2 separate regions of the Homo sapiens genome follow, and region 2 is linked to region 1. The links are chromatin loops, found by intact Hi-C in ENCODE. Cell type or tissue: PC-9. All regions are shown on one strand.

Evidence for each region. Hi-C counts contacts between places; a loop is a spot of excess contacts. Peaks named below come from ENCODE experiments on the same cell type or tissue, not always from the same donor. Only the 100,000 strongest peaks of a DNase experiment are listed, where the experiment ranks them.
Region 2: a loop joins it to region 1, with 10 times the contacts of the local background. A loop is called at or near these places in 56 of 110 quality-filtered maps.

The regions. Positions count from the first base shown.
Region 1 is chr3:132,397,135-132,402,134 of GRCh38, forward strand. It overlaps the pseudogene NIP7P2. Among named protein-coding and RNA genes, the nearest start is that of DNAJC13, 18 kb to the right of the region's middle. In PC-9, CTCF peaks have their summits at 2,361 (motif pointing left) and 2,561; no DNase peak of the experiment used is centred here.
Region 2 is chr3:132,254,924-132,259,923 of GRCh38, forward strand. No RefSeq gene overlaps it. Among named protein-coding and RNA genes, the nearest start is that of TRC-GCA9-1, 26 kb to the left of the region's middle. In PC-9, CTCF peaks have their summits at 2,282 (motif pointing right) and 2,486; DNase peaks (open chromatin) are centred at 258, 658 and 2,238; H3K27ac peaks cover 1,470 bases.

The DNA.
Region 1 (5,000 bases):
CTTCTTGGGTCCACACTACCGTTATGAGCTGTAACACTCACTGTGAAGGTCTGCAGCTTCACTCCTGAAGCCAGCGAGACCACAAACCCATCAGAAGGAAGAAACTCTGGACACATCTGAACATCTGAAGGAACAGACTCCGGACACCCTATCTTTAAGAACTGTAACACTCACAGGGTCCACAGCTTCATTCTTGAAGTCAGCGAGACCAAGAACCCACCAATTCTGGACACAATTGGAGTGAAAATAAAGTGATTGGAGGTGAATTCAAGCAATAATAACATCTTGGATGGAACAACTATTAGACCATTAAAAGTCTACAGGGTAATGGTAGCAACTGAGGAGCTTAAAGAACTAAGACCCAACAGCTGACATCATCAGAGAGGTCAGCAGATGACACAGTGAAGGCATTTCTAGCAAGGAAGACTTGTTTGGAGCAGAGTAGAAGTAAGGATCCTGAGCTTTGCAAGGTCATGACATCCAGGATTCAGAGCTGGAATTAAACTTCAAAATTTCAAATTTCTGGTAGTTAACAGATCTACTTACAACATCTATTTCATAAGGGTCTGTGACAATCCAGTTAGATGACATATATAAATAACCTAGTGCAGTGGTAGTTAGTATTATAATTAGTATAATTCACCTTGTTATGAACTCCTGTGAGTAGAGAGGAAACACATGTCGCTAATCACATCCCACATTTTCATTTGGGAGATAGGCTGTTGGAAAACAGACTAAGGGACCCACTGGATCACGCCACCATTCTGTGATTGGTCTGGATTCTAAAACCGGTTCCTTATTCCCAACACTGAATTTAATTCATTCTGAACAAGACAAGTTGCATTTGTTTTAAAAACTCCCTGAATGCATTTAGGTAAAGAGAAATAAATCTGCCTTGAGCTTCACATTGGCAAGAGAACATACCATTTTAAGAAATGAAACAAATAAAAGTGAATCTTTAAGTTTTAGGAAATATAGTATACTGCTATAAGATCGGAATATATAACTCAAAATTGTTTTATTGGTTAGTTTTACCACCTTAATACAAAATGTACTACTAGAAGCTTAAAAAGAGCATGTCTTTTGAATTTTAATGAATTTTAGTGAAATTTAATTACAGATTAAAGTTAGATAAATGGGTTGGTGGAATACAGGTCTAAATATTCATTATGTGTCCATTAATTAAACTGCTTATTATTAAATTAACTTGTTAATTTAATTTTTTGACGAATTACAATTAAAATTTTTTCATTTTGTGAAAGACCTAGTTCATGGTCCCAGCTGTATATGATACAAGTGAATACTAATTCATAGCTGAACAACTATCATTTACTCTTTAAAGCATAAGTGTATATTATTCAATGATGTATCTATGGAAGACTTTTATCTTAGACTCACTCAATAGCTATATTTTTGATGGAATAAGGCAGAGACCTGAGCAAAATTTGGTAACTGTGATTGAGGGAGTGGAGAATTTGGGCTCCTTTTCTTCATGAGCATTTTTTCTTCAACCTCTTGCTTTTCTTCAATGGCTTTTTGAAGGGAAAAGTCATTATTACTAGGAAAATCTCTTTTATATTACTCTTTAATTTTATTTTGAGTAAATTTGTGTGTGTGTATGAGTGTACATTCTCTAAATTTTAACACGTGTAGATTCCTGTTATCTACCACCATAATCAGGATGTAAAACAGTTCCATCACCCCCCAAAATATCCCTTGTGCTATTTCTTTTTGGTCACCACCTCCCCCTGCCCATAACTCCTGACAACCACTAATCTGTTCTCCATCTTTATAATTTTGTCTTTTCGAGGCAGTCATAAAAATAGAATCATGCAGTAGACTTTTCTAAGACCAAACCAAACAGAATCCCTAGGCTAGCAAATGGCTGATGTCACAAAATCATGCAATTTATAAAGATGCCATTTTTGGAAGTTTTACCGCCTTTTCTTACTATACTGCTTGAGTGCACCAGATACTGTTTTTCAATCTAGAAAGTACTAAGAACTCCAAAGACCCCCCACTCCACCCGCTTTCTCTCAACAGTCTTAATCACAGACAATTGTCAGTATCTGTAAGTACTACTTACATGTTAGCTTTCATCCTATAGGGCTGAGTCTGGGATGTTTTAGTCACTAAAACAGTATTTCTCAGAGCAGGGCCTCTCAAATGTCTCGTTACCATGAGGGGGTAACTTCAGTGGTATCAGTATACAGAACCTTCCCACTGTTCCAACATTTGTAAATATCCTTGTTATAGATCTTTTGCATGGTATAATCATTGTGACACAAGAAGCTGGGGCCCATAGTCTTTCCCAAATGTTTCTGAGGTTGCTCAGAGGGTTCAACCACTAGTTTGTGGGTATAGTCTGCCATCTACAGTCCACAGGTGGTCTTTGCATGCTTGCTTTCATGGCAGTTTAAAAATGTGATTTAAATGCAAATAATATGTTTTGGTGTCTTCTGTGAAAGAATGGAATAGTGCATCTGGATTTCTTATCAACAATCTGATGATCTGACTCCCTCCTTCAAAACATTATACCTAGCTAAAACTCTGTCCAAATTCCCTTAATATTGGGCCAGAATTTGGGTATCACTGATCTGAAGAAAAAAATATTGGGGAGTGAGTTATATCAGTCTAATTCTGGGGTAGCTTACATGGTTTGAGGTTCGTATGTTTAGTTTACACACTTCGAGTTTCAATTAAGGTTCCCAGCTGTTGGGGGAAAAAAACACTTTTCCTCATGCAGATTTAAATTCTGTGGTCAGAAATGCAGAAGGAAAGGTAGAACAAAAAGTAGTTCAAGTCTTTGCAATTTTATTTCTCTTTTCCTGAAACCTTCTGCCACCCATTTCTTCACCAGATTCTTTTATTATCAAGATTCAGGCCTCAACTCAAATGTCACCTTCTAGAGAGGCTTTCTCTGACCAAGTGAGTAAAGCGGCTACTCTGTCCTTCTCATCCCCATTACTTTCTAGCCCATTACCCTGATTTTATTTCTTCATATCACTTAGCACTAACTTAAACTGTCTGATTCAGTCATATTTCTATATATTTATTGTCTTTATCTCTTCCCCCTCACCCACTAGAGCAAGGGCCTTTTCTTGTTCACTACTACATCCCCAATACTTAGAACAGAGCCTGACCCATAATAAATGCTTTAAAAACATTGGTTGAAAAAAAATAAATAGATACAATAATTTGGTGACACTAGCCATCTAGTGATTTGGTTTGGTCTGGTTAGAAAAGTCTACAACATCATGAATGCTCACCTCAAGCAACTCCGAACTATGGGGAACTCCTGAAACCATAGCAGTGTACTGGGAAGAGTTTTCTGAGCAGCCCATCCTGGGAGTTTTGGAGAGCACTGTTTTAATTGCTGGAGGAAAATAGCTTTTAAAAGCAAATTTGAGATTGTGATTTGATAAAAAAAAATGTTCATGTAAGATTAAAAAACTTGGACTCTGATCCCTAGATTTAAGGGGAGCTCTAACAATAATTATCCCCAGAGTTCCAGTTTCACGTAAGAAGGAGTAAGCATGCTTCACACCTTTTCTCACACTGAATATAATTACAAACCCTGGACAGAAGGCAAGAACAAGTATTTGAAGACTCTGAAAAGTAAATAACAGCAGCCAAATTTTGTAGTACCATTAATCTAAATCCATACATATCAATCATAACATGAATGTAAATGATCCAAACATACTAATTTAAAAATAGGAATTTTCCCTAAGCTCATCAAGCAGTATACATTTTATATATACAAGTTATATGTAAAAACTTCTTTTATATGTCGGACCTCAAAAAAGTGAGATTTTTTTTTAAAAAAGAAATTGTCAAAATGGATTTTTAAAAACCGTGACTCAACTCTATGCTATTTACAAGAAACACAATTCAAATATAATACACATTGATTAAAAGTATGGGTGTGTGCCTGTAGTCCCAGCTACTCGAGAGCCTGAGGCAGGAGGATCACTTGAGTCCAGGAGTTCGAGGGTGCAGTAGGCTATGATCACACTACTATACTCCAGCTTGGACAACAGGGAGAAATTCCATCTCTTAAAAATAAATAAATAAGACTGAGACACGAGGATCTGGTGTTCCAACCCAGCAGGAAAATGCGGCCTTTGACTGAAGAGGAGACCCATGTCATGTTTGAGAAGATTGTGAAGTACATCAGGGAGAATCTTCAGCTGCTGCTGGACCGGCCTGACCGCACCTACTGTTTCTGGCTGCACAACGACCGGGTGGACTATGTGAGTGAGAAGATTGTGAAGCTGGATGCCAATATCTCCGGGGACAAGCTGGTGTCACTGGGGACCTGCTTCGGAAAAGTCACTAAGACCCACAAGTTTCGGTTCACGTCACAGCCCTGAATTACCTTGCACCTTATGCCGAGTATAAAGTGTGGATAAAGCGTGGTGCAGAGCAGTCCTTCCTCTATGGAAACCATGTGTTGAAATATAGTCTGGGTCGAATCACCGAAAATAGTTCTCAGTACCAGGGGAGTGGTGGTGTACTCCATGGCAGACATCCCTTTGGGTTTTGGGGTGGCAGCAAAATCTACACAAGACTGCAGAAAAGTAGACCCCATGGCGATTGTGGTACTTCATCAAGCAGACATTGGGGAATATGCACAGCATGAAGAGACGTTGACTTAAAACGAAGTCATTGCAAGGACAGCTGTGTGGAAGGGCCGAGTTTTGTTTCCTGTGTTTGTGTAGACTCCACCATCATGTTGAATTTTGTCAACACTATGGCCTCTTCAGGGACATCTTAGTTTACTGTACTCTCTATCACTGACAGATGCAGGCTGGATTCTTATTATATACAGAGATGGCTCAAAAATGGGGTTTCAGATCTTTGTGTTTGTGATGAAACAGAATACTCCGTTTCAAAAAAATTTAAATAAATAAATAAAGGATGGGAAAATACACATATTCTCAGTAGGAAAGCAAACATGTCTTCCATATGAAACAAGTATTACACCATTCATTTGT
Region 2 (5,000 bases), 140 kb before region 1:
AATGTGGCCTTCCTGGGGTCCTTTAGACCAGGCCTCACCTCCTTGATGGAGGTTTTAATTAGAGCTGTACTTCTGGAGCTAAAACAAAGACAAACTGAGCTCCTGGGATGAAGGTCAGGGAATTCATGTTCTTTCCTCAGCCTTCTTGTTATCCCATGGGTAACTTCATGCAGTCACGTCCAGATGTTGCTTAAGGAAAATGGCTATTGCTGCTGTGCCACAGACAGTGGTGAGTTATGATGCCAAAATGCAGTGACTCACTTGCTTCCTAATACCATTCACCTACATGCTGCTTTATCCATCTCTAGAGAGGCTACAGCTGCGTGACTAGGGGTTTCCCCAAGCAATTTGCCTCCTCAGTCTCAAGTGGGAGGAACGTGGGAAGAAGCAGATGCCTTAGAATAAGTCTGGTCTCCATTCTCACAAAAGTCTGTGGGATTCGCAGTAAGGGAATTAACATCAATCTGATCTTATTATCTCATCTGCCATTTTAAAATCAGCTTCCCACTCAAGTGTGATATTTTATACTGTTGATTCTCTTAAAATTGGGATCTTAACAAAGAAAAGCTTGCAACAGATGCATGACTACTGCTCAAATCATCGCTGAGGCACTTAGAGACCCAGAAAAGATCTTATGTTTGGCTTGCAGTGTTTCTAAGAGCAGTGGAATGAGGGAGGGTTTCTTTGCATATTTCCTGTGTAAACAAACTTACACCAGTAAACACAGCCACCTTCTCATCTTCTGTGACAGCAGCCAAAACTATTAGCCACAGCCAGGGCTTTTGATATTCATACAAAACCTAAATGTGACATGTAAACAGGAAGAGAGAGATATAGAGAGGTAATTACCCTCTTATAAGGAGAGGAAAGATGGAAAGGTGGTCACCAGGGATAGCATCTCTCTCCCACTCACAGAAGAAACCCTAGCATTTCCCAAACCTATCTGACCAAATGATTCAGTAAGTTAATAAATTACATAATAAATGACAAATGATACAGCATGTTAACACCGAGAGGGGACTCCTTGGTAAAAATAAATAAATAAATTCAAGAAATATTGGATTAAAGAAGTCACTTTACTGCAAGATTTATCAGAGTCTCTAGTATATGTGCCTTATAACACTCTAAGAAAGCCAAGTGTGTCTGAAGCATTTCCTAAATATATTTTACCATGAAACCCTTTACGTATAGATTATGTAAGAAATGGGGAAAAGTTCCCTAGACCTATATGGTTTGAAATCCTGTATGTTCAAAGGGTTGCATTATCCCACAGTAGGTAAAGATCCAAACATGGAAATAAGCAAACCTGTTTTAGGTGAAAGAGTTTGCATTCTGGATCTACTAATTGCTAGCTAAGTGCCTCTTGGCGCTTGTTCCTTTGAAACACACACTGTCATGAACTTGCCATCCCTCTCAGCCTCAAACTCCAGTTGCCATTAAAGGCAGTAGTCTATAACCATCTGTTATGGGTTGAATTGTGTCCCTCTAAATTCATGTGTAGAAGTACTAACCTTCAGTACCTAAGAATGTGACACTATTTGGAGACAGGGCCTTTACAGAGGAAATCAAGTAAAAATATAATTAGGGTGGGGTCTAAACCAATATGACTCTCCTCCTCATAAAAAAGGAAAATTTGAATACAGAGACATGCTTAGAGGAAAGACAATGTGAATTGAAAAAGAGAAGACGGCCATCTACAAGCCAAGGAGAGAGTTCCGGAACAGATCCTTCCCTCACAGTTCTCAGAAGGAACCAAACCTGTCGATAACTTGATCTTGGACTTCCAGCCTCCAGAATTGTGAAGACAATAAATTTCTGTTATTTAAGCCACCCAATGTGTGGCACTTTGTTACTGCAGCTCTAGCAAACTAATGTAGCATCTTTACAATCAGCTTTCACTGCATCTATTTATTCATCAAATACTTATTGAAAGCTTGCTAATTCCCAAGACTGTTCTGGGTGCTAGAAACACAATGGTGAACAACTACAGGCATCTTCCCTGCCATTATGGATCTTACAGTCTAACAAGGAACACAGATGTAAAATCAAATAATCACTTACGAATGTAAAATTACTAATAGTAAAAGAAAATAACTAAAAAGAGACAATGAGGATGCTAAATCATTCACATAAGCAGGTGCCTGACCTCATCTGGGGTGTCAAGAAAACTTCCTTGTGTCAATGACACATGAGCTGAGACTTGAAAGATTAGCAGGAATTGGTAAAGTGAAAGGAGGATGTGAAAAGTGTTCCCAGCAGAGGGAGCAGCACATTCAGGGATAAGAGGGGAAGCTGAAGTGGGTGAAAGGAAGGCAGGGGGATTGAAGTCATCAAGGCCACAGATCACCTCTCAAGCAAGTCCTTGCAATCCAATTTTAGAATGTAGAAATTTATCTTAAGACACCCTTTTATGACCTCAGATGAGTGAGCAATTCCATGTCTAAGTACATACCCAAGAGAATTGAAGACATAGGTTGGCATAAAAACATGTTTACAAATGTTCATAGCAACATTATTCATAAAAGACAAAAAGTAGAAAAAACCCAAATGTCCATCAACTGAGGAATGGATACACAAAATGTGGTGTCTCCATACAATGGATATTATCCAGCCATTAAAATGGATGGATTAATGATATATGCTACAACACGGATGAACTGTGAAAACATGATGTTAAATAAAAGAAGCCAGTGACAAAAGACCAACGTATTGTGTGGTTCCACTAATATTAAATGTCCAGAATAGACAAATCTATAAAAACAGAAAGTAAACTAGTGGTTACCAAGAACTGGGGGAAGGGGAAATAGAGAGTGATTGCTAACAAGTACAGTTTCTTCTGGTGATGATAAACTGTTTTCCATTCAGATAATGGTGATGTTTACGTAACTTTGTGCATACACTAAAAAGCACTGGATCGCATACTTTAAAACAGTCAATGTGGCTGGGTGCGGTGGCTCACGCCTGTAATCCCAGCACTTTGGGAAGCTGAGGCAGGTGGGTTACAAGGTCAGGAGTTCAAGACCAGCCTGGCCAACATAGTGAAACCCCCATCTCTACTAAAAATAACAAAAATTAGCCAGGCATGGTGGTGCGCACCTGTAGTCCCAGCTACTCGGGAGGCTGAGGCAGAAGAATCGCTTGGACCCGGAAGGCAGAGGTTGCAGTGAGCCGAGATTGCACCACTGCACTCCAGCCTGGGTGACAGAGCGAGACTCCATCTCAAAATAAATAAATAAATAAATAAATAAATAAATAAATAAATAAATGAGTGAATGTTATGCTGTGTGGAATATACCTCAATTTTAAAATGTATGAGAAGAAAGGACAAAGAGAAGCACTTCTTTTTTTGGCAGTATGGCAGACTGCATCCATTACCACTCCCACTGAAAACTAAATGATGCCACTAAAATATTCAAAATATCTTTTAAGTATATTGATAAGCTTGCAAGAAACCAAGGAATAGTTAGAGGCCAAAATAAAAACGAGAAGAAGTAAACTGAATATTAAAGTTGGCTCTTACCTTGAAGTCATTTGCCTGGTCAAGTTACTGATTTTCTGTTTCCATGGCCTCATAGAATATGGAGGACAGGTGACAAAACCCACAGCCCAAACAACATGGATGATCTTATAGCAAACACCTCTATCTAAAGCTAGGATTTCCCAAAGGTATCCAATTTGAGCATAAGGGTAGACAATTAAGGTTAAGCCATAAGAAATTGCCAATATTTGATTATTTTTGACTTATGAAAAACAATTTTCCATGGTTCAACCTACACTTAGCCCTCAGTGATCCCCCTATCCAAACTCCCAGAAATTGCAAGGAAAATTGCACTTTAAAACTTGGAAATGAGTAAAGAGGAAAATAATTCCCTTGAGGAATAAATGTTCACTCAGAATTACATGTTAAAGAAAGACATTTTTGAAAAACAGGAACAAGTAAAGACATTTTCAAATGCCTAACAGATGGACCAACAGATTCTCACTAAAGAAATTTGTAATGAATGTTCATCCTACAGAAGAAAAGTGATTCCAGATGAAAGAGCCAAGATGAAAAGAAATGTCACTATTATATTAACCAAAATAAAGCTAGTAGAGCTACATTATTGTCCATCAAGATAGACTTTTAGACAGAAAGAAAAACAAAAGATAAGATGGTCGGCACATATTTTAAAGAGATGCATTCTCCAGGAAGAAATACTGACTAAATTCTTTCTAATAAAATATTTTTCAAATGTATTAGCAAAGGTTGACAGAAAACAAGAGAAATGAAAAAATATATCATAATGACAGTTTTCAATACACCTATCTCTGTAATTGACAGATCAAGACAAAAATCAGTAAAGACATAGAAAATCTGAATAAATCATAAGAAGCTTGATCTATTGAGGACTAACTGACATACACAGAATACTACAACCAAAACACCCAATCTTTTCAAACACAGAGAGAATCGTTATGTACTGGACTGGAAATAAAGTCTCAAAAACTTCCCAGGAATTAGTGTCAGACACACTAGCTCAGATCACAATGTGGTTAAGTTAGAAATAAATACCAAACACACAAAACCGCTTATGTATGGAAATAAACATACATCTAAATACTTCATGGGTTATAGAAGAAATCTTAATAGGACTTACAATATATTCGGCAATGAATAATAATGGACTACCTCATTTTATAATTTATGAAATGCAGCTAAAATAGTACTTAAAAGGAAATATATAACCTTAAATATACCAATGAGAGGACGGGAGAGATTGAAATCAATAGCTAAGTCTCTCTGCTGATCACTTTCAGGGCACCCCTGTAGATCTATTAGTTGCCCTTCTGTCCATTGTTCTGTGCTTCCAAAAGGCTTACCTGTAAAGACTGCATCATCCCAGCTACTTTCCTGCTGACTTCCACTTGGGTTTACTCAATGGGTGACACTCACAGGACATAAGAGATTAGAAAGAGGGATAAGGATTTTTATATATCTGCTCCCTCCTTACTTAAAGCCA